Linked DNA regions of Homo sapiens: all the other regions are linked to region 3. A link is an interaction called in ENCODE POLR2A ChIA-PET data of the cell type or tissue named here. Cell type or tissue: MCF 10A. All regions are shown on one strand.

The links. ChIA-PET counts read pairs that join two places held together with the same protein. Peaks named below come from ENCODE experiments on the same cell type or tissue, not always from the same donor. Only the 100,000 strongest peaks of a DNase experiment are listed, where the experiment ranks them.
Region 1: POLR2A ChIA-PET joins it to region 3 with 14 read pairs; 2 of 35 experiments call an interaction of 5 or more read pairs at or near these places.
Region 2: POLR2A ChIA-PET joins it to region 3 with 24 read pairs; 4 of 35 experiments call an interaction of 5 or more read pairs at or near these places.

Annotation. Positions count from the first base shown.
Region 1 is chr2:121,356,380-121,364,379 of GRCh38, reverse strand. CLASP1 (cytoplasmic linker associated protein 1) reads left to right here. Exons shown (of 41, transcript NM_001395891.1): 38 at 1,080-1,208. Among named protein-coding and RNA genes, the nearest start is that of TFCP2L1, 75 kb to the right of the region's middle. In MCF 10A, no CTCF peak of the experiment used is centred here; DNase peaks (open chromatin) are centred at 549 and 3,649.
Region 2 is chr2:121,091,793-121,099,792 of GRCh38, reverse strand. No RefSeq gene overlaps it. Among named protein-coding and RNA genes, the nearest start is that of TFCP2L1, 190 kb to the left of the region's middle. In MCF 10A, CTCF peaks have their summits at 266 (motif pointing right) and 4,323 (motif pointing left); DNase peaks (open chromatin) are centred at 252 and 4,332.
Region 3 is chr2:121,192,709-121,200,708 of GRCh38, reverse strand. No RefSeq gene overlaps it. Among named protein-coding and RNA genes, the nearest start is that of TFCP2L1, 88 kb to the left of the region's middle. RefSeq lists enhancers at 1-486, 487-988, 2,834-3,732. In MCF 10A, no CTCF peak of the experiment used is centred here; DNase peaks (open chromatin) are centred at 3,118, 3,978 and 4,438.

The sequences.
Region 1 (8,000 bases), 160 kb before region 3:
CAGAATTAAACCTCTACAAGAAAAAGTTTCTCCATCCACATGGAGAAGAGAAATGAGAAGAGAGTGCTGTGGGGAGGGGCTGGAGGAAGGGGATGGGAGGATTGCCAGGAGGTGGCAGGCCATGCCCAGGGCCAGCTAGAGGGGACTTGCATGGCAACTGAGTGACAGGGAGGCTGCTGCATGCCATGCCGTGGTGACTCAGATAGCTTTCTGATGCTTTGGATTAATGGTTTGGTTTAGGGATAAGTAAAAATAGAAGAATGGTAATAAGTAATCTGTTTTACTTTTTTAAAAAAAACTTTTTAAAAATACTTTTAAAAAAAACAAAGTATTGGCTCGTAAGGCAGTTATGCCTTGTTGGCTCTGTTGGGAGATAAAGTGATGTCATGTAGAAGACAGGTAAATGGTGTATTAGTGTGTGAACTGTACAGATGAGTGGCAAAGAATCAGGATGTACTTTCTGGCTCTGTTTGGTGTAAACTACGTTCTCTTTTATTGAGATCAGGAGTCTGTTTGGAATGGCTTTCCTCCAGATGCGTGACTCTGGCCTTAACCAACTCGAGGCCTGTACACACCCAGTGATCTCATCACATGGAAGGTCAGGAATAATGACAGGCCTTCCACTGTCCTTAGGTGGAGTTCACTCTTACAGGCTGTGTTGATGAAACATCCAGGTGCTTTATACACATTCTTTCATACATTTTACAGAAGCATAATTTGTAGCCTGAAGCCTCAGGAAATCTGGAAATCCCCAGAAAACTGATAATGAACTTAGGTATATCATCCTCATTTGGTCTCAAGTGCATGGCTCGTTCAAGTAGCTTTTCTCAGTGCCTGTCAGGCGCTGGGTCCTGGGAATGTCACCCTAAGGCACAGTGCCTGCCTTCATGGAGCTGATGTCTAGAGAGCCAGTGTCAAGTAAAGCTGATTTCAAGTGAACTGTGTGATCTGTTTAGAGGGTTCTGCGAGGTTCCAGGGAACCCAGAACTGGGTGCTTGGCCTTGCCGACCCTGCTGACTGCTGTGTGTGAAAGTGCTGTGTGGTGTTTGGTGATGTCTTCCTTTCCCTTTGTATTCTAGCATTCAATTCGAGCACTGGCGTTAAGAGTTTTGAGGGAAATTCTGAGAAATCAACCAGCAAGATTTAAAAACTACGCCGAGCTGACGATTATGAAGACTCTGGAAGCCCACAAAGACTCCCATAAGGAGGTGAGTCAGTCATGTGGCCAGGGGTGCTGAACAGACGGGTCATGAGGAGCAGTTTGGACATGGAGATAGAGGAATCAGAATCAGTGCACAGCTTAAGAGCCCCTTCCTTGGAACTCAGCCATGTCGTAATACAGAGTGGAGTCCCCATTGCTGTCGTCCTTGCTGAGCAGTGGCATAGTTCCAGGGCCAATGCCATTTGTTCAGTTCCTAGCTCCTGCTCACTGTTTCCAGCAGGCCTGCCCTGCCCCTGGGATGTGTTCCATGTCCGTGCTTCCAGCTGCCTTTGTGGAAGGGAAGGGTCTGCTGCTGCTTTCTGGCATTTAGCCTCTGGTAGTCTGGTGTGGGAGGTGGAGACCAGCTTTGGAATCACAGACATGCAAGTCCCAGAACCAATGCCTTCTTGCTCCAGATAAGTGGACCAGTCATTTCACCTTCTGAGCCTCCGTTTCCTTGTGTGTAAAATAGGAATGGATATTTTCACAAAGTTTCTCATGAGAATTAAATGAGATGACCAGGGATGATTCCAGCCCAGCGCCTGCCAACAGTGGGTAGCAGGCTGCTGTACTGACCTTCCTCCCTCCCAGCCGTTCAGTGTGCTTCTCTCTGCAAGATGAGGCTGAGTGGTGGCAGCCCTGCTGTGCCTCTTCCACTCACTTTTGAGTATTTAAAATGCTAGCAAGCTATCTCTGCAGTTCCTGGCATTGGGACCTCAGCTACCTGGTAGAGAGTGGCAGGACATGTCTCTGTGTCCTGCACACATGCCACAGAGGGTGCACACTCAGCAAAAACTCAGCCTGTTGCTTATTGGATTGTCCAGCCCCTATGCCTCACCAGGCTTTCAAGTGGCTAGAAGCCTACAGAGAATGGGGAGGTGGCAGGAGCTGTCCAGATACAAATGATTCAGTGACACCCTTCAGTAAAAGGAACTGTGGGAAACAAACTCATATATTGGAACTTCAGAAAACTTAGCATGCCAGGTAATGGGTTTGACCCCAGAGTGAGACATAACAACTTGCTTAGTTTGAGCTCTTGGCTCATGTGTGACTGTCGTGTGAGCACACTCGTGGATGAAGGGAATTATAGTTAACACAATTCTTCCGTCTACATAGAGAGTCAGACCCTAGATCATAGTTCTGTTTGGCGTTTGTGTGACTGCTTGAGCAGTGACTGATGTGACCTCTTCAAATCTCCACCACAATTGTAGCTCAGCAAGGGCGAGGGTCTTGTCCTCAGACTGGGCCTCTCTTCACCTGCTAGTCCTAGAACAGCACACAGTACACAGGGGATGGATGTGTTTTCAGACTAATAACTGGGTTTCCAAAATCTGGCTTGGTTGCATGATGGTGATAATAACTCACATTTGAACAAAGCACTTTTCATTTATAATAACTCATTTAAAAAACGTGAAGACCAGATGAGCTAGTACGATCAACATAGTGATTCCCAGGTGAGGAGGGAAGGTCCTAGAGCAGGGGTGTCCCATCTTTTGGCTTCCCTGGGCTGCGTTGGAAGAATTGTCTTAGGCCACACATAAAATGCACTAACAATAGCCAATGAGCCTAAAAAAAAACCACAAAAAATTTTCATAATGTTTTAAGAAAGTTTATGAATTAGTGTTGGGCTGCATTCAAAACCATCCTGGGCCACGGGTTGGACAAGCTTGTCCTAGAGGAACTGTATGCATAGCAGTTACTGGCAGAACTGAGACATTAGCTAGGTTTTGTGTCTCCGTTAAGGGGCAAATGGCATGTGCTAACTTTTTTAAACCATAATTGCTTCTCCTTAATGAGAATACGTGATCAAAAAATGAAATTAAAATGATGTTCTTTTTGTTGTGCTTTGTATTTGAGACAGGGTCTTGCTTTGTCACCCAGGCTGGAGTGCAGTGGCACAACCTGTGCTCACTGTAACCTCCACCTCCCAGGTTCAAGCAGTCCTCCTGCCTTAGCCCCCTGAGTAGCTGGGACTACGGGCATGAGCCACTGCACCTTTACATAGAGATGATATCAGTTGTTTTCATGGGGCAGTACATACTTAGACTCGGGCATTTAAATGAAATGCCAAGCCGTCCATGGTGTCTTGGCACGCACTTACCGACTCTCCAGTTGGAAGATATCTGTCTAAAGTTGAGTCCTAAGAAGTATAAGTTAACAACATTAAGTAATTGGTTTGTTATTTGCTTTTTTCTTGGGAGATTTTTTTTTTTCTGCAAAATTAGAAATTTAGGAGAGAAAATTCTCAGGTATGAGGCCCTTTAAATTGCCCAAGGGAAAAGAGCAGAATATATATCCTGCTTAAAATAAACTTAGCAGCACTCGGGTTCAAGGGTCCCCATGCTGCTGTTACTGACTTGTGGTAGAGCTGGTGGAGGAGATGTGTTGGGAACGGTGCCTGCATTGGCAGGCCTTCCTGCTTTGCATAGTTTGACTCACCTTGACTCATTGCCCTTGGAGTTTCCTTATAAAACTTTACTCTGTCACTTTGCCAGGAGCCACTATAATAACTCAAGAACCTGTGTATTTAGGTTTGAGGTTGGGTTTTCATTTTTCGTTCCTTTTTTTTTTTTTTTTCTTTTCCCTTGAAGTTCTTCTTATCTTCCTCTTATTTTAACCAATCTTTTCCCATTCCTTCTTGCCATTTTTTAGGGCAGAAGGCTGAGATGCACATAAAGTTTGTGTTGTAGGCATCTTGTTGGCATATTAATATGGCACGTAATAGTTCTCTAGTCCTTCCATTTTCTTATCATTGCATTCAATTCTTATGACTCCAAACATTTATTGAAAAGGATCTGAAATGTTTCTAGACTTACTTTATTAGTCATACAAAGTCATAGTCTATTTTCCTGTCTTATTAATACTTCCAAAGTTTGTTTATCCCAAAGTTAGCTCTCTTGGAGCTTCGTTCTCAATAAGAAGCTAGTTGGTTTTATATTCCCAGACAAAAACTGGGCTTCAGCAGGAGATGAAGAGCGTAAGACTCGGCAGGTTAACATGGGGCTGCTTTTAGAGATATTGGCACCAGCTGCCCTTCTCTTGCCAGCGTGACGTTACCACACCAGCATGTGCACTGTGGCTCTGACTATGTGACTGCAGCGAGGAAGGACAGCTTCTTGAAATACAATTTCTGTAAATTGAAATTTGTCACAAAAGCTGTTTGGGAAGATGGATGAGATAGGACTGACGATAAGATGGCTTGTTTTCTCATATAAGCAAGCGTCTGCTTTGTCAGTTTCTTTCAAAAGAAGCTATATGTGCAGAATGTGTTTCTTACACATTGAAAATGTGCCAAGTACCAAATCTGTCTCAGACACCATTCATCCAAAGCTAACATACATGTTCTATAGTAAGCAAGATAGATGAAGGATTTGGACACCAATTTAGAGTTTTTATTTTAAAATTTGGTGTTTCTGAGCTTAGACATAATGTTTTCATAGTCCCTATTTGAGTAAGTCTCTTTCATTATCTAACTTCTTTATCTTTTTAGTAAATAAATTTTGCTATTGAGTTTCAGTGCCTCATTAATGAAGTTACCGTGGTTTGCAGTAGAGTTGGCATTTAGCAAATACCTTAAAGGGCTAAGGCCTTGAGAGTGACCTTTTAAAATTTTGAGCCCATTTTCTGTTTCCAAGAGAACTCCATGAATTTGAACTCTTCTTATATTAGAATTTGTAATCTGTTTGTTAGAGCTGGTACAGAACCTCTCCTTTGGTGATTAAAAAGAGAGGATTAAATAAGAGAATTGATACTACAAAGAGATTCTGGGGTCAGTGTGAGATAAAAATCTTGAGGCAGAAAACCTGGTTTTTAGTCCTGCGTCTGCTGTTGTCCAGCTGTCCCCAGTTTCATCATCTTAGTATAACCCTGAATAAGCAGCTCTGCTGTGAGAATGAAAGATATTATGATATAGAAATATGCTTTTAAAATTGTCATATGCTATACAAATGTTGCTACATAAAACTGTTCTCAGACATCCTTATTCATTTCAAAAGTGCCCATTTCTCAGGAAATAGTTGATATACTAATTATAAATCATTGTATGCACACTTAATGCAAGAATATTTGTTGCTGCCAGTCAGTGTGATGTGCATATAGTACCCATAATGTTGAAGTTCACAGTAAATGTTTTATTTAAACTTGAAAGAAGCCCAACTGTTTTTTGAAGATATTCTGTAATTGAGGTTTTCTGATCATTAGACTTAGCTTATTCTGAACTTTGCCACATTAGTGAATATCCAGTTACACTTGTCTGTTAAAAGAGGAAAATATTAGCATCATTCATGTCACTGTGCTGGATCACCAAACATTTCTTGCTACACACACAAAGGTCGTGGTGTTTAAGGCACCAGAATCCAGCTTCAAGTGGTTTGGCTTGTTTTGGGAAGTTTGATTCTTAGATAAATATAAAACCACCAGTAGTATGTCTTCAGGGGTTTTATTTTTAAATCATTTCTAGTTAACTTTTTATTTTATGACTTTAAAGAATTAAAATGGCAAAATCAGACCAAAGTTATTTATAAAAGAAAGAGAACTTCCTGGGAACTTGTCTGGTTTCTGATTCGCCCAGCCAGCATGGTATCTCATGCAGTCCTTTAGACAAATGCCATAGTCAGAGAGAAGCACCAGTGTGCCAGAGAAGATATGTGATCAAATACCAGTTAGAATCACTAGCTGACCTCATCTCAGCCAGACCCCCTGCGCTCAGGAATGGCCCTTAGGTGCCTCTCAGGGCAGCAGTCATTTGTATCAATGGGCACTGGGAAATAATATACTGCATGAACTCTGGAGAAATGCCTTTACCCCTCTGTACTTTGGTTTTTCCTTATCTCTTACCCTATCAAGTGGACTAGGTGATTATCTGTGTTTCATCCAGCCTCAAGATAATACAGGTTGCTGTTGAGTAGCAAACCAAAATCCTCAAATTCTAAATTTTCAGTTTTCCCTAGGCCCAACCTTGGGATATGACCAGAAGCCCCATTTCCTTTGTAGGTTTTTGCTTTTTAATAAAAAGACAAAACCCCAAAACCTGTTTAGCTTCATTGAGAGATTCCAAGTTACTGAGCCAGCAGTCATACTAACAGCACAAACTCCAATAAATGTTTGATGATTGATGGGTAGTGGTGTACTGTAGTCTTCAAGGTCCTTACGGTTTAGTTGAGGTTAAAGCAGAGTCGTGTGGTTCAAAGTGAAATACACCAGGAGTTTAGGAGTGGGCTAGAATAGTCAAGGAAGAGTTCCTTAGGGAGTTAGAACCTGAGATGGGCTGAAAAGGAGCACATAGGGAGAGAACTTTAGCTAGGAGCCAAGGCCATGTGGCCAAGGGAGGGGGCATGGGCTTGGAAGACACTCCTGGGTTGAACCCTGCTGAGCCAAGATGGCAGGAGACTTACCATTTTGTGAGCCCTCATATTCTCTGTGTCGAGTGGAGAAACATAGCCCACCTCACAGGCTTGTAAAGTGCCAGGCACAGTGTCTATTTCTGAGTGGCAGCTGTGGTGGCGGCTGCTCCTGCTGTTATTCATAGGTAGGGGAGTAGTTCTGCCTCGCTGATGAACTGACTCTCAAGGAGCCAGATGTGACACCTGCCCTTTAGTTCTTGTAGCTTCAGAAAGAGCCATAACTTAATGTCAAAACCTTTGAGTTTGGGGTTTGAAGGCCTGGGTTCACATGCTGCTTTTGCCAGCTCGGGGGCTGTGATTGTGGACAAGTCATAGACACTCTGGATATCTAAAGCACTTGTATGCTGGGTGGGAGGTGGGGGGCAGGTGTTTTATACCCTGCGCTGAGAGGCTAGCATTAAAGTCAAGTGAGGTAAGGTGGTTGACATTGTTGAAAATTGAAGATAGTATCCTTTTTATACTCTTCCATTGAAGAAAGTAGACTGATTTTGAATAGAATTGTTGTCAAGTTTTTAAAATTCTACATAAAGCAGATATAACTGCATTTCTCTAAATACACCGAAGAAGCTATTAAATGCAATTGAGTAAACTCTAAAACACCAGTCAAAAATACGACTTGTATTTTTTGACTACTGCTTTGTTTGGAATCCGTCTATATTTGTGCTGGGGTAGCCGGTACATTGTCAGCGTTAGGCTAGGAAATGCCATGGGTTTTTAGAGATGGATACCGGAATTAGAATGCCAAAGAGAAGCCTTAAACGTGCTGCCCAGCTTCCCATCTGATGCTGAGCACCTCCTGAGAGGCCAGCCCAGCCTCTGCAGCATCTCCAGGACAGCAGGACACACCACCTCCTGGGCTCCCAGCCCCTCTTTCCACTCCTTCTCATCATTTGTCCCTGTTGGCCCTAGTTCTACCCCTTAGAGTAGAACAGAATAAATCTCCCACCTAAGAACCTGACCACATTTGAAGATATCCATTGTGTTGCCCTGAATCTCCTTTTCCAGGCAAGGATGTGATGACTGTCTTGTTAGAGGTCATTTCATACAGACACTACTTCTCAAGATCTTCAAAGCTTCCTGGAATTTTGTGCATGCACATTTTTCAGGGGAAAAGACTCATCAGGTAGAGTTGGATGATAAGATTTTATAATCTGAAATACTTTTAAAATAATTGATTCAGATTCTCCCTTTCGTTTTACTGATGAGGAAAACCGAGGCATAGAAAGTGAAGAAATTTACCCCAAGCTCGCTTGGCTAGTTGATGCCAGAACCAGAGCCAAAACTCAGGTCTCCAGACTTATAGCCTGGAACTTTTCTTCTCCCCTCCCTCTGGTACTGAGCCTAGCTAAGTGAGGACTCTCGTCCCAGGTTCAGGGCCATGCTGGCACTCCGTTGTA
Region 2 (8,000 bases), 100 kb after region 3:
AAGAATCTGTAGATTTGGAGAGATGTCAGGGCAGGCTGAATGGGTGGCTGTAGGGAGAGGGCAGGATTCCTGCTTTGGCAGGGAAGGATGTTGTGTGTGCTGTTGGAGTCTCAGTCCCTATTTCTTACCCCAATTGTCTATCGCAGGCTTCTGTCCCAGGGGAAAAGAGCTGGCCATGTCAAGCCTCAGGAACTCTCCTTTGACCCTGAACTGCCAACCTGCCTTCTTCTTTCCTGATGATGCCAGCAGAGGGCACCAGGAGCCAGGGAGGAGCTGCGAGATGTCCTGGCCTCAGTGCTGCAGGGATGCTGCCCCCAGCCAGCCTCACCTGCAGACGGAACAGGGAGCCGCCTGGCTGGAGCCATCCCTCAGAGAGCGGTCCCTGCTACCTTGCACAAACCTCCCTCTGAGATCAGAAGCCCTTTCATGGAGGGCAGGTCTCAATTTCCAGTTCTTTTTGGAACAGGAAACAGAGGGACTTGTGTGTATTTATACAAAATTGCAACTGAGAAAGTGGAGGCTCAGAGAGTTTAAGCCACTCGCCTGACACCATCCAGCTGCTAGGTGACACCAACAGGGTTTGCGCCCTGATCGGCCTGACTTCAGAGGTGCACTACTGTTCTATCCGATTATAAATGGTGTGTCTTAGACGGCAGGCTCCCCAGAGAGGGTAGTAGGCCCTCTGAAAGGATGCAGTGGGGCCTGTCTGCCAGCCTGTCCCCAGCCCCTCTCCCAGCCTCCGCCCATGCCCTCCTCTCCAGAGGCCGTCTTATAACCAAAGGACTGAACCTCCCTGACAATGCCATCCTGCTCCCAGCCCAGAAAGCCTCTGAATAGAGTCACCTTCCTCTCCATTCAGAGGTTTCTTAGCTCTGGAACAAGGAAAAAATGTAAATGATTCCCAGAACATCGTGTGCAATGGAGGCACCGGGTTAATGTTGGAAACCATGGCTCCATGAAACCACGGTTTGATGCTGTGATCCACTGTTCCCCGAGAGCGAACGCTGGACCACCAGGATGTGGGTGGCAGATGTGATGATCCTGCAGATGGGCTGCCACAGTAGGAAATCCAAGGGCAGCTCCATCAACATGCCCCTAGTGCACCCCTGGGCAAGGTTGGGACCGAGGCTGTGTGCTGGGTCTGAGGTCTTAGGAAGCCCTGTCTTCCTTATGTCTCTCTTCAGGGCACTTTGGGTCTCAGGTGGGTGAAAAATGAGTTTCAGGTGAAAGAAGTTCTCTGGGCAAACCACTTAATTCCCAGACACAGGGTGTCATGTGGATGCAGTGACCATCTCCATTTTACAGATGGGGAAATGGAGGTTCAGAGAGGAGAAGGACTTGCTTGAAGTCACACAGGGAGAAGGGTGTGAGCTAGGGGGACCTGTGGCTTCTAAGCGGCTGCTATTGTTGCTGCCTCCCAGTGTTCACATACTCGGCAGGGACGATAACGAGAGCAACTTTTTCCAACCAAGTCACCATATGAGTTTCCGGTTGTTGATTTGACACATCACCACCAACTCACTAGCTTTAAACCACACACATTTATTATCGTACAGTTCTTTGGGTCAGAAGTCTGAATGGGATGAAATCAAGGTGTTACTGGAAAAAGGGGTCTCCATCCAGACCCCAAGAGAGGGTTCCTGGATTTTGTGCAGGAAAGGAATTCAAGGTGAGTGGAAAAGTGCAGGGAAAGAAGCAAGTTTATTAGAAACTGCTCCATTACAAAGTAGAGTGCCCTCAGGAAGCAAGCAGAGGCACGCACCATCTTTGCTTTAAGTTTTTCTTATATAGGGATCTTGTCTCTGTAAAGACTAAACCAAAGCTGTGCCTAACTGCCAGTGGGCTGACAGCATGACGTTTATTACTCTACTGATTTAAAGGAAGCTATCCTTGACATGTTCCTACATCAGCACATGAGAGCATAATTATAATTATTTTGAAAACCTATACTGTTAAGGGTATTGGGACATCTGGACTTTCTGTTGTTGGAGGAGTGTGTCCTTACAGGCATTACCAAACTGCTTCCTTAAATGTAAACATCTTAGGACCATGGGTAGTGGCTGGCAAGGAATGTGCCTTGCTAGTTTTAACATGGAGTTGATTTTATTTATATGTATTTATTTTTGAGACAGGGTCTCACTCTGTCGCCCCAACTGGAGAGCAGTGGCGCAATCTCGGCTCACTGCAACCTCCATCTCCCAGGCTCAAGCGATTTTCCCGCCTCAGCCTCCAGAGTAGCTGGGATTACAGGCGCACGCCACCACCACCCGACTAATTTTTGTACTTTTAGTAGGGAGGGAGTTTCACCATGTTGACCAGGCTGGTCTTGAACTCCTGACCTCAAATGATCCACCCACCCCAGCCTCCCAAAGTGCTGGGATTACAGGCGTGAGCCACTGCACCCAGCCAAGATGGAGTTGATTTTAAAATGGTGGCACTCTGGCTCTCCTATGCTTCTGCTTCCCTAACAAAGGTGTTGGCAGAGCTGGTTCCTCCTGAAGGCTCTGGGGGACAATGCATTTCCTTGGCTCTGGCTGTGCCGGCTTCTAGGGGGCAAGAAAGGCCATATCCCTTGGCTCACAGCTCCTTCCTCCATCTTCAAATCCAGCAGCGTGATGTCCTCAACTCCTTCTCTGACCCTCCTGCCTCCCTCTTATAAGGACTCTTGTGATTAGATTGGGCCCACTTGAACAATCCAGGATAACCCCCCCATCCCCAGGTCCTTAATCTAATCACACCTGCAAAGTCCCTTTTGCCCTGCAAAGTAACATATGCCAGGACCTAGGGATTCTGACAGGGATAGCTTTGGGGGCCATTATTCTTCCTACCACAATCACCCTGTGGGTTAGGAAAAAAGGCCTCAGGCAAGCAACCTGACCATAGGGCCCATCAGAGTCCTTGGAGCTTGGCAAGCTTGGTCTCTCAGGTCGTGGGAAGAGGCAGGGAGAGAGCGTGCCCGTTCAGGCAGGGGCTGTGGGACTGAGACTGGCTCGTTGTCCACCAAGACCTACCTCCTTCCTTCCTGGGCTGGCTCTGAGTCTCCATTGGCAGCCTCTGGTTAGGTTATGTGGAAATAAAATCCTCACGGCTCTAGGCTCCCTCTCTTCCTTCATCTTCTAGGTGGACATGGCCCCAAACTGACCTAAGTGTAAGAGTCATGTAGGGTGCTTGCCAGACACTGGTTCCCAGCTCTCCCCTGGAATGAGAATGTGAATGTTAACAAGCGCCCAGAGATCCCCGTGAGCTGAGAGTTTGGCAGACACTGCGGTAGATCACAGTGTTGCCGCATCATTCCTTGCAGCAGGGTGGGCATGGGGAATCCATAGGAAGGCAATGTGGGGGAGCACGTCCCTCACCCCTGCGATGGAGTCAGAGGGTTGCATGTGCAGTCCGTGGGCTTGGCCTCTGTGGGCTTCCTGAATCGATGGAGTCCCATTCCTGCAGAAATAGAAAGTGTCTGCTTGCCTGTATCTGATGGAAGTATCTTCTTTGAGCAGCTCACTTTTCTCCCTCGCCCAAGAGGGTTACCTGGGCCAGATGAAGGCAAGGGAAGGGGCATTGAGTCAGGGCGCTGTTGCGTGTGTTGGTACAGAGCCAGGCTACCCATTGCCCTGCAGCACCCTGGAAGCATTAACAAGCCCCCCAAATAGGAAGGGATGAGAGGACTTCAAATAGGATGGGAGGACTCTGGAATGGGATGCATGCAGCCTTGCCCCTCTGAATTTCAAGCTCACCTCTGCAGAGTACAGTGGCTGGGGATCAGCCCCCCGGGAGTGCTCACAGCCATTCAACAGGTCTGAGAAGCAAGGCTTAGAGAGTGAAGGGCTCTGTCACCCGGCCTCAGACTGGTTCCCCAGGCTGAGCTGGACCCACGCCACCTCTCCACTCAATGAGCATGCCACTGTGCCCAGACAGAGCTCAGGGGCTACACCTGCACTCCAGGGTCTCTGACACATGAAGCTGTCTGCCCCCTCCAGCCCCCGCATCGAGCATTGACCTTCACGGGGGGCAGCCCCAGGAAGGTTAGGGACACTTCCAGACGTCTCATTTCATCCTCAAATGTCCCCTCACCCTTAGTCAGGCAGGACAAGCCTTGAAGGTGCCCCATCTTCCAGGCAGCCCTCCCAGTCCAGCAGCCTGGCTTCTGGGGCCACCACCAGGGTCGGACTTACAAAGGCTTGGGCAGTGCATCCCACATCCCACTGTCCCTGCTGTCTGCAGCCTGCCTCTCCACACTGAGCACTGAGGCTACCAGAAAAAGAAGCCATTTGAACTCCAGGAGCTCCTGGGAAATCCAGCAGAGATGCGCATTTTCGTCCGTGCACTGCCGCCTGCTGGCCAGCAGGTGTTGAATTGTGGAGAGGCTGGAGGGAGGACGGACGGTCGAGGCTGTGGAAGGTTCACCTTCCAGCTCCGCCTCTCCTACGCTCGGGACTAGGGCCCAGTCCCTGGGGGTGTGACTGACCTACCACATTTCCCCTCTGCTCCTCCTGTCAAATCCATCTCGCATGCTGTGACTTTGTTTTTGAAAAGACTGTTAAAATAACTCACATGGAGGTGTTGTGACTGATGATGACTTTAATTTTATCCTTTACCCAGCCCCTCTGAGAAAAAAACAATTTGGAATCTAATTAGGATGATGTTTACCTCCAGATAAATGACTCTGTAATTGTGGAGTTTCAGGCTGTGCACTGAAACTGTGTTTTGGACAGGCAGGGCTCTTCCTAAGCATCCCGGGATCTCTGACTTGCCCTGAGTATAGAGGTGAGTCAGTGGGGCACATATCGTACCTGTCACCGCAGGATGTCATAACAGAATAGAATATTAGAGTTGGCAGTGGCCTTAGAGATCCAGCTATTGCACAGATGAATCCAAGAGGGGGAAAGGCTTTGCCCACAGGGAACAAACTGGAAACAGAATCTCTTCCCAAAAGGCTTAGGGTGAGGAAAATTCCTGGCTGATGGACGTTCTGAGAATTTTTTTTTTTTTTTTAGACGGAGTCTTGCTCTGTCGCCCAGGCTGGAGTGCAGTGGTGCGATCTCGGCTCACTGCAACCTCTACCTCCCGGGTTCAAGCGATTCTCCTGTCTCAGCCTCCTGAGTAGCTGAGATTATAGGCACGCGCCACCACCCCCTGCTTATTTTTGTATTTTTAGTAGAGACGGGGTTTCACCATGTTGGTCAGGCTTGTCTCAAACTCCTGACCTCGTGATCCGCCCAACTTGGCCTCTGAAAGTGCTGAGATTACAGGTGTGAGCCACTGTGCCTGGCCCATTCTGAGAATTTTAAGGGGAAGCATGATATTGAAATCCCAGAGAACAGCCTTGTGCCCCCCACCCCAACCCCATTATCCCCTATTCCCTCTCAAGGATACGGGCTGGGCAGAGGGAGGCATCATTTGGGCAGAGGGAGCACTCTTGCCTCCTCCAGCTCAGTGTCTGTTCTTCCATCCATATCTGCCTGCGGGACATGATCCAGCTCACGGCTCTTCTCCAGAAGGGCAGGAGAGGAATTCTGACTCATTTCCCATCTCTTTATCTTTCTGAGCTACATTTATGGATGATTCTCTCAACTTTTTTTTTTCAATTTATGAATTCCTTTGCAAATGTGCCTAATCTGATGTTTATGCCATTTTTTACTTTAAAAAAGTTTAATAATTATATATTTCATTTTGAGATGTATTTGGTGTCAAATCTGTTAGGTCATCTTGGATACTTTTATGTTCCCTGCATGTGTGTTTAATTTCCCCTTTTACTCCCATAAACATTGAAAACATGACTTTGAATCCTGTTCCTGATAATCCCATAATGTGACATCTTTGGTGGTCTAATTCTGACATCTGCTGCTCCTGCTGACACTTGCTCATGATGGATTGTTTCTCTTGTGCAGGCTCAATTTTTATGGTGAACTCATGTTTTGCAGATCTCAGTCTGTGGGAATCCTGACAGGCCTAGGCTGAGGGTTAGTCCTCTGGAGAGATCTGTCAGGAGGCCTGGAGTGCTTGTTTCCATCTTGGAAACATATTAAAATATTTCTCAGCTTGGATATTCTTCAGGGAGTGTAAATCCAGACCCGAAATCCACGTGAGGATGGCCTTTACATTTTCAGGGGGAAGGAAGAGTGAAATATCTCTCTTCTTTTTCCTCTTCCTTCTCTTCCCCCTTCTCCTCCTCCTCCTCCTTCTCTCTTTCTCTTTTTTTAACCCAAAGCTGAAGCCAGGATAGACACACTTTCTTGTTAGCTTCTTTTTCTATGTCACCTTTTTACCAAGAGTTAGCTCTTCAAGGATTCTAGCTTTTCCAAGAGTCTAAGTCCTGACACTCCATCTTGCCTGCATGGGCCCAGGGCCCTGCCTTCTCTCTTTTGTATGGCTGTTAAAACCAGTGACTATAGGTTTCAGATATTTCCAGGTGCTTCTAGGGCAGCCCACAGCATCAGGGGTCATTTCTCATTCTGGTTTCAGCCTCTTCTTCGGTTTTGGCCTTTGTGAGTTTCCTTACTTTCTTATACAATCAGGTAGTCATTTAAAAGATGTTTGTTTAGTTTCAATCAACAGGTCTAGGTATTTGTAGTGGAGTTTATTTTTTCCCCAGAACATCTAGCCTAGAAGTGGAAGTCCTAATTTTATATTTAAATATTCAGATGTTTGCCACATGTGAAGAGTTTAACCAACTGTGAAGTTGGAGGGAACACAGCCCACACAGAAAACCGTGCTCACTTCCAACACCAATTACAAGTTTTAGGGGTTCCCAAGACCACCTCTTCTGATACCAATTGCAAAGTTGGAAAGACTAGTTCCCCCAACCACTCTCAGTTTTGATAACTTGCTAGAAAGACTCACAGAGCTAACTGGAAGCTGTTAGACTCATCCTTTTTTTTTTTTTTTTTGAGATGGAGTCTCGCTCTGTCACCCAGGCTAGAGTGCAGTGGTGCGATCTCGGCTCACTGTAACCTCTCTGCCTCCTGGGTTCAAGTGATTCTTCTGCCTCAGCCTCCCAAGTAGCTGGGACTACAGGTGCATGCCACCACACCCAGCTAATTTTTGTATTTTTAGTAGAGACAGGGTTTCACCATATTGGCCAGGCTGGTCTCGAACTCCTGACCTCACGATCCACCCACCTCAGCTTCCCAAAGTGCTGGGATTACAGGTGTGAGCCGCCACACCCAGCAAGACTCATCTTATACTTCTGGGTGCAGATGAGCATCAGCCAAGGGAGGATGCCCACAGGGGGTGTCTGGGGACTACCCCATGCACAGCTGCTGTGGTCCTCCCTGTTGGGTCAGCCTCCTGTTCCCAGCATCCATGTGTAGCAGAACATAGGAGTGCTGGCAACCAGGGAGGCTCACATGAGCCTCAGTGTCCAGAGTTTTTCTTGGGCCTCATTGAGTAAGCATGGCAGATGGTGCACAGGCTGGTCTCCATCTCTAGCCTGCAGCCCCTCTGGGAGTGACTCAAAGCCACCACCTTACATTGTTGGACTTTCCGGTTTGACCAGTCCCTACCCGCAATCACATTGTTAGCTATTCAATGTGACCCACAGCAAACAAAGACACTCCTATCAGGCCTGATAGTCTTAGAGCTTAGGGATTCCCTCCCACAAGCTGAAAGCAAAAGCCAGACCTCTTTTTGGACAAGGTGAAATTATTTACTACATATCACAGGAGTTTTTTTGCTTTTTTTATTTGGTTGGCTTTTGTTTTGCTTTGTTTTGAGACAGAGTCTCTGTCACCAGGCTGGAGTGCAGTGGCTCACTACAGCCTTGACCTCCCTGGGCTTAATGGATCCTCTCACCTCAGCCTCCCTAGCAGCTGGGACTACAGGCGCACCACCATGCCCAGCTGATTTTTGCATTTTTGGTAGAGACGTGGTTTCGCCGTGTTGTCCAGGCTGGTCTCAAACTCCTAGGCTCAAGTGATCCACCTGTCTCAGCCTCCCAAAGTGGTGGGATTACATGTGTGAGTCACCACCAGACTATAGTATTTTGTCAAGCTTCTCTATTC
Region 3 (8,000 bases):
GGCTGCCATTCTGCCATCTGCTCAGCCTCTTGGGTCTGAAACAGCATCTTCTGTTGATACCGGAGCTCACGAATCAGTCGTCTTCTCACTGTGGCCAGGGCACGCTGAGCATTTCTCCAGGACATCCTTCATCGATTGGGGAAGTCTTCTGCCTGGAATGTGCTCCATCTGCCTGCCTCTCCCTCCTCCTTCAAGGCTCAGCTGAAGTCTCCCTCTGCTGAAGCGTTCTTTGACAACTCGGTCTGGCCCCCCATTTCTTCACACTTTGCACCCTGTCTTAGGCAAGTTGCAAGGTCCTTCAAAGGCAGGGAGCAGAGACGCACACAGAGCCACTGGAGCAATGAGGGCAACTGTAAGCCTGCACAGCAGGGTCCCCACGGCACTGCTAGCTCTGAGTTCAGGACTCTACAGCAACACACAGCGGCTCAGGAGCTGCAGGAGCCCACAGCCGCAATGCTCATCCTGGCCAGCCTCCCTGGAGTGCCACACCCTGCCCCACCCCAAGGCCCACCGGCCAGAGCCTTGAGGCCTCAAAGCCATCCCTTCCCTGTCGCCTGGCCCACTGGCAGCTGGAAACATGCTGAGAGGGAAGGCCAGGGCTCAGGCGGGTCAGGGTCTCTGTGTCAGATGAAGTCACGGAGGGCACGTGTGAGGCAAGAGGCTGGGGGGGATGACAGCAAGCCACAAGTGGAGCCCTCGGCTATGTGGAGCCCCGGAAGGAGTGGGAAATGGCTGGACTGCAGTGTAGGAGACACCATGGGAAGGAGGCCTGCAGCCCCAGCTTTGACCTTCTTCCTGTCCCCAGCTCCAGGTTCTCCTGGAAGGTCAGCTGCACTAGGTGGGGGCTGGGTGAATCTCCATCACTGCATTCTCCAGGCCTAGAGTGGCACCTGGCACCCAGTGCTGCCTGGGTCCATGTCTTGCTGTAGAGAACTGAGCACAGAGCTAGAGGTGTCGTATCACCCAGATCACAGATCGGAAGGAGACACTGTCCCATCCTCCAGGGCACTCACTCCTAAAGTGGCAAGCAAACAGGACATGGAGACAAGGTGTGATGGGGGCATGCAGTGGTGAGGGGATGGGGCATGTCTGGAAGGGAACCGTGTGGAGAAAACTCTCTTCAACAATCATCAACACAGAATACTTCTGTGATCAGATGTGCGGGGGTTTTCCACACACCAAGCAGCGGACTCCAGCTGGGGGTCCTCGAATTCTGACTCCCTACCTGGAGATAGTGTGAGACCCCACAAGTGGAGGGCTCAGTCCCCAAGACTGCCCCTGCCCCCCACCTCCACCAGTCACAAGTCCAGGCCTCCGGAACTTCTGACATACTGACTTCAAGTTGGGGTTCCCATGACCCCCTCTTTGGGTTTGAGTAATTTGCTGGAGCGGCTCACAAAACTCAGGGAGACACTTACGTTTACTGTTTTATTATAAAGGATATTGCAAAGGATACAGGTGAAGAGACGCATAGGGCAGGGTATGGCGGAGGGGTGTGGGGGTTCCATGCCTGCCCTGGGGCACCACCCTCCAGCGTTCTCCATGTGTTCAACTGCCTGGAAGCTCCCTGAACCCTGTCCTCTTGGGTTTTTATGGAAGCCTCATGACATCAGCATTCCTTCCCCCAGGGTAAGACTGTGGTCTTAAGACCCACAGTCAGAAAGGCAGGGGACACAGGCGTGAAGGGAGGGCAGGAGAAGGTCAAGGGCCTGCCCCTGAGGCCTTAGACACCCAACACCATAACCCAAGCCTGTAACGATGGCTGTGGGGGTTATGAGCCAGGAACTGTGGGCGAAAACCAAGATAGTTGTCACAACACCATAGGACCCCTCATCCCAGCCTCAGGGGTCTGGGGCACTTCCTGGAGATGAGGCTTGAGGTTAGTGGGGTTTTAAAATTTATTTTCCTCCCAAGTTTTTGTAACTTAATTTTAATTTTATATTTTTTAGAGACGGGGTCTCGCTCTCTCACCCGGGCTGGAGTGCGGTCACAGGTCACTGTAACCTCCAGCTCCTGGGCTCAAGGGATCTCTCCCTCCTCAGCTTTCCAAAGCGGGGGCATGCATGAGCCACCACACCCAGCTGTAAATTTTAGAAATAATTTCAAACTTACAGAAAAGTTACCAAAATAGTACAAATTATTTCTGATACAATTCGAACTCCTTAAAATGTTCATGTTTTACCACAGTTGCTTTTTCTCCCCATCTCTCTCTCATTCTCTCTCTTTTTTTTTTTATTCAGAGTCTCACTCTGTCGCCCAGGCTGGAGTGCAGTGGCGCTATCTCGGCTCACTGCAAGCTCCGCCTGCCAGGTTCACGCCATTCTCCTGCCTCAGCCTCCCGAGTAGCTGGGACTATAGGCGTCCGCCACCACGCCCGGCTAATTTTTTGTATTTTTAGTAGAGACGGGGTTTCTCTGTGTTCCAGGATGGTCTCGATCTCCTGACCTTGTGATCCGCCCACCTTGGCCTCCCAAAGTGCTGGGATTACAGGCGTGAGCCACCGTACCCGGCCCTCTCTCTCATTCTCTTAATACATTTTTTTCTAAAATATTTCAGAGTAAGTTGCAGACAGGAAGCCCTTTTACCTCTGAATATTTCAGTGAGTGTTTCCTAAAAATGTGGACACCCTTTAACATAACCGCAGTACCATAATTCATGTTAGGAAATTGCAATAACACTATTAGCTAATTTGGATTTTATTTTGAGGAACTCCTCTGGTCAACACTGGTGAGGTGTGGCGTGGGCAGGCCGGGGGTGTGGGGTGGCCAGTGAGTATGCAGGGTTGGTCAGCACTTCCGTGCTGGTACCCGAGAGGGGTAGGGGACACGAGATTGCAGAGTAAGCTCATCTCAAAGGCCTGGGACTTAGTTGAGGGTTGAACTTGACCCCAAAGCACTGGGGAGCCGGCAGATTGGCAGGCTGGCCAGAACAGGCTGGTCCCTCTTGTGTCCTTCCTGATGCCCTGGCCTGGCACCCGTGATTCCAGTCGGCCAAGGGCCCTCAGTCCATGGGAGAAGAATCGAGTTGCCCTGTTCAGTGAGAAGTTCAGGAAGAACAGAATGTACTTACTGTGCCCAGGGAACAGGGAGTGGAAGGGCAGGGAAGGAATTAAAAGAAAAGTAACCGAGTGTGAGTGTCTGGCAGGAGCCTGGCCTGTTTTGTAACCACGAAGTGTCCCAGTGAGTCACCACTCTTCTCCAAGGCCTGCTCCTTCCGTGTCACCCCCGAGCTGGTCTCTTGTTCCAGCACTGTTCTCCTCTCAGCTTGGTGTTCCCGGGGCACGTGGACTCGGAGTTATTCACAGCTCGGTTTGAATTCAGCCGTGGCTGGCTTGTGAGCTCAGGCAAGATGCGGTCCTCTCTGAGCCTCCTGTCTTTTTTTTTTTTTTTTAGGTGACCGAATCTCACCCTGTCGCCCAGGCTGGAGTGCAGTGGCACGAGCTTGGCTCACTGCAACCTCCGCCTCCAGGGTTCAAGCGACTCTCCTGCTGCAGCCTCCCGAGTAGCTGGGATCACAGGTGCCTGACACCACGCCCAGCTAATTTTTGTATTTTTAGTAGAGACGGGGTTTCACCATGTTGGCCAGGGTGAAACTCCTGACCTCAGGTGATTCGCCTGCCTCGGCCTCCCAAAGTGCTGGGATTATAGGCATGAGCCACTGTGTCTGGCTGCCTCCTGTCTTGTAGATTGTGGCAGGAGCTCCAGGTGGGATGGGAGGTGTTTTGCCCAAAGCGGGCCCAACGCAAGCCTGGTTCCATCACTCACTGGCCCCTAAGTCTCTTTGTGGGTAAGGCCCATGGCTCCCGGGCACTATTTCCCCCAGCTGCGAGGAGGCCCGTGCTTACCAGTGAGTGCCTTGAGAGCAGGCCTGGGCCCGATTCACCTCAATGCTCCTGCCCAGGCCAACGGCACACAGGTGTGTTCAGTTGATGTTTGCCGAGGCTATGAGGAAGATAAGCCCCAAAGTCGGCACCTAGCGTGCAGCAGAGCCTTGGGAAGCGTTGTAGTCTTACGTGAGGTCTTTAAGCCCTCCAGAGTTATGCCCCAGAGCCCAGCGTGCCGCAGGTGATGGGTGTTCCCCTCCTGAGTGTACACCAGTTGGGAAGGAGACCCCTGCACGTGGAATTACTGGGGCTAAGGAGGTGAGAGGCGGGAGCTGCAGCTGGGGCTGCAGGAGGTCGTAGCTAGGACTGCCGGGCTACACTGGGTGTGGGGGTCTGAGCAATGCGTAAGGCAGGAGGGAATGTGGGTGTGTGGGCAGGGGACAGGGGTCTGGCTGCAGCCCTCATCTCCTGCCAAGGCTTTTCCTCTGCCCTTGGGGTAACCCGACACCCAGCCATACACCTGAGGTGCACGTAAGGGCTGCACCTCACCTGCCTCTCTTGGCTGCTCCAATTGCATTTGGAAGGTGTTGCAAATTGCTCTGTGATGTTCTGGAGCCAAACCATGTCCCTGGCCCATAGCCCAACCCCTGGGGCTTGGCGTCAGTGGCATTGTCCCTGGAAGACAAGCTGCCTTTGAGGGTTTGAGGGTTTGGAGGGTTTGAAGGCTTTGGTTTGGCGGGCCCCGTCCACAGGGCTCTACCTGGCTGGGTCAAGCAGAATCAGGGTGGTGAGAGGACACAGCCCTGGGCCACCCAAAGGTGCCCCTGTGATGAACAATGTAGAGGTTAGGAGTGTGTGCTCTGGTGTCAGACAGCCTGGGCTCCACTTACAAGCTGTGTGACCTTGGACAACTGACTGAGCCTCTCCGTGCCTCAGTGTTCTCATCTGTAAAATGGAACTGGTAAGAGTCCATACCTCCTAACAGTGTTGTTAAGGTTAAATGAGCTTATACAAGTAAGCCACTGAGAGCATCCCTAACTTGTGTGAGCGTCATACAAATGGAAGCCGGAAGCCACTAGGATAGAAGGCAGATTCCTCTGAGGGCAGAATGAGGCCAGCCTCCCCTCTCCTGACCCTCCAGCCCTCTGTGATCTGCCCCTGCCCATCATCCTGCCTCATCTCTTAAGCACCCCTCCCTCTCCACAGCAGCTACACTGAGTCGCTGGTGCTTCTCTTGAGCCTGCTCAGGCCTCTGGTCCCAACAGGTGTCCTCCTCTGCCTGGGGCAACTTTCCCCTCTTTGTGGGGTCAACACCTACCTTTCACTTCCTTTCATGACTCAGCTCAGGTGTCACCTCCTCCAGGAAGCCTTTCACTTAATGCTGTGACATGATTAACCTCACTAAAGCCTGCAAGGTTTGAGCAAATGGAGGCTCCTCTAAGAGGCAGAGCTGCTTGCCCAGGGGTAAGCTGGAGTGGGGAGTTGGGACTAGGCTCTAAAGCTTTAGAGAAAACCAGCTTTAGGGTTGCTATTCCCCCTAGCCAGACTGCCTCTTGCTGTCGGCATTTGTGGGGGACGCTGGAACAAGCCATCCCAGTCCTGCTTCAGGACTGAGGGACTTAGTCCACAGCTGCTGGGAGGCTGCCCATCAGCCTTTCCAGGAATTGCCTTGGCCGAGGGGAGCTTCATTGCCCAGGGCCATCTTCTTCCTCAGAGGATGCCCGTGCCTGTGTGGAAGAGCCTCATGCGCAGATATAAAGGCTTGGTCTCTTGCCCCAACCTGGGACAACTCAGGGCAATGCCAGCTCCAGAGCTGCCTGTGGCATCAACTGAGGCCTCCACTGAGGCTGCTTCACAACCCAACTTCTCCCTCCACTCAATCCCACCTTCATCCCCCACCCCAACATGGAGTCCCAGAGTGCTTCCCAGTGACAGTCCCGGATGCTAATCTAAAGCAGAGTCTGCTTCCAGGGAGCCCGGCCTGCAGCAGGTTCTTGCTTGGAGGCATCTGAATCTTGCTGGAAGGGATTACAGAGATGCCCAGAGCCTGCAGGCCAGGCTTGGGTGCTGTGCAGCAGGAAACGCTATCAGGTCCCTGGGATGACATGGGTCAATGCTCCCTCACTGCTGTGGCTGCTCCTAGGGCCGGATGCCAGACCCCCGCCACACTGTCCCCAGACCAGTGGAATACCTTCACAGCACATGAAGGGTTGAACTTGACCCCAAATTCAACCTGGTTTATGGTGTGAGGGATGGGCTAACCCAGGAATGAAAGGGGAAGGATGGCTTGTGTTTGCAAAGGGAGCTTCCTTTGCAAAAAACCAGGCCACTTATGCCTTACTCCAGAGAAACAGTCTCTTAGATTAGTTAATTAAAAATTCCTGAGGGCAGCAATCACAGCCGATTCAATTCTGTCTCCAGGGTCTGGCACTGGGTTGGGAACTTCGGAACACTCAATATTTATTGAGTGTGTAAATGAATGAAAGAAAGTGGCATTAAAAAAAACCAAACAGGCCCCGGTGTGTGATGTTCCCCTTCCTGTGTCCAAGTGTTCTCATTGTTCAATTCCTACCTATGAGTGAGAACATGCAGTGTTTGGTTTTTTGTCCTTGCGATAGTTTGCTGAGAATGATGGTTTCCAGCTTCATCCATGTCCCTACAAAGGACATGAACTCATCATTTTTTATAGCTGCATGGGGCCTGTTGTGGGGTGAGGAGAGAGGGGAGGAATAGCATTAGGAGATATACCTAATGTAAATGACGAGTTAATGGGTGCAGCACACCAACATGGCACATGTATACATATGTAACAAACCTGCACGTTGTGCACATGTACCCTAGGACTTAAAGTATAATAAAAAGAAAAAAAGAAAAACAAACAGGCTGTAATCCCAGCACTTTGGGGGGCGGAGACGGGCGGATCACGAGGCCAGGAGATCAAGACCATTCTGGCTAACACGGTGAAACCCCATCTCTACTAAAAATACAACAACAAAAAATTAGCCGGGCGTGGTGGCAGGTGCCTGTAGTCCCATCTACTCGGGAGGCTGAGGCAGGAGAATGGCATGAACCTGGGAGGTGGAGCTTGCAGTGAGCTGAGATAGCACCACTGCACTCCAGCCTGGGCGACAGAGCGAGACTCCGTCTCAAAAAAAAAAAAAAAAAAAAAAGAAAGAAAAGAAAAGAAAAGAAAAAACAAACAAAAAAACAAAAAAGGAAAGAAAGTGGCATTAGGTCTGTCCCCCCAGTGGAAGGTAAGCTCATGAGGGCAGGACAACATCTGCTTCAATTACTGCCCCACCCCAGTGCCCAGCACAGGGCCAAACACATATTTGTTGGATGAATACGTGAATGAATGAATAAGTGTATTACCTGTTTTAGAGTTTTCCAAACTGTGGTCTATGGATATTCTTTGTATTTCACAGTCAGTGTCCAAATAAGTTTGGGAAATGCTGTACATGGTAGTTTCCTGTCAGAGCCACTCCACACAGGAGCATACTGAAGGCTCTGAGAAGGTCTGCAGTGAAAAAGGTTGTTACATCCTATTTTATCCAACAGTTACCAAATGTATTCCCTCTGGCCCTCCATTAACTCAGGGACACCAGTGTGCCAAGGAAAACATTTTTGGGAATTGCTGCTTTAATTTGAGAATCTGAGTTTGAGGTCATTTAATCAGGGATGTCAAAGATTTGCTTGGGATGGGGCAAGGCGGGGGGCAATTAGATTGAGCACGGAGGCAGGAGAGGCTGCCCCTTGTACCAAGGACGTCACGATGTGTGCAGGGTGTGCCCAGCAGGAGTTCTGCAGGTGTGTGAGGGCAGAGTGACCACCCATTAGGAGAGGGACTTGTGGCAGGTTTTACAAAGGCTGTTAATCACAGGGCACTACTCCTCCCCGTCTTTCCTGAGACCCAGCTCCCCATGCTGACGCTGACCTCTGCTCTCCGTGCAACTTCACGGTGTCCCTCTGACCCCTTTGAATGCCTCTCCACTCTGCCTGGTGGGCTCTGGGCTAACACGCCTGTAAACAGGGTTTTCTCCTGGTCTGCTGGGGCTGCCCAGCAGGGGCTCGTTCTGGGTATCCGGCCAGAGGGATGGCTGGCCCTGCACTGTGGGTGTCTTACAGGGGGCCTCCCCAAACTTGAAGTGGAAGAGAAAGCACTAAAGACTCAGGCTGA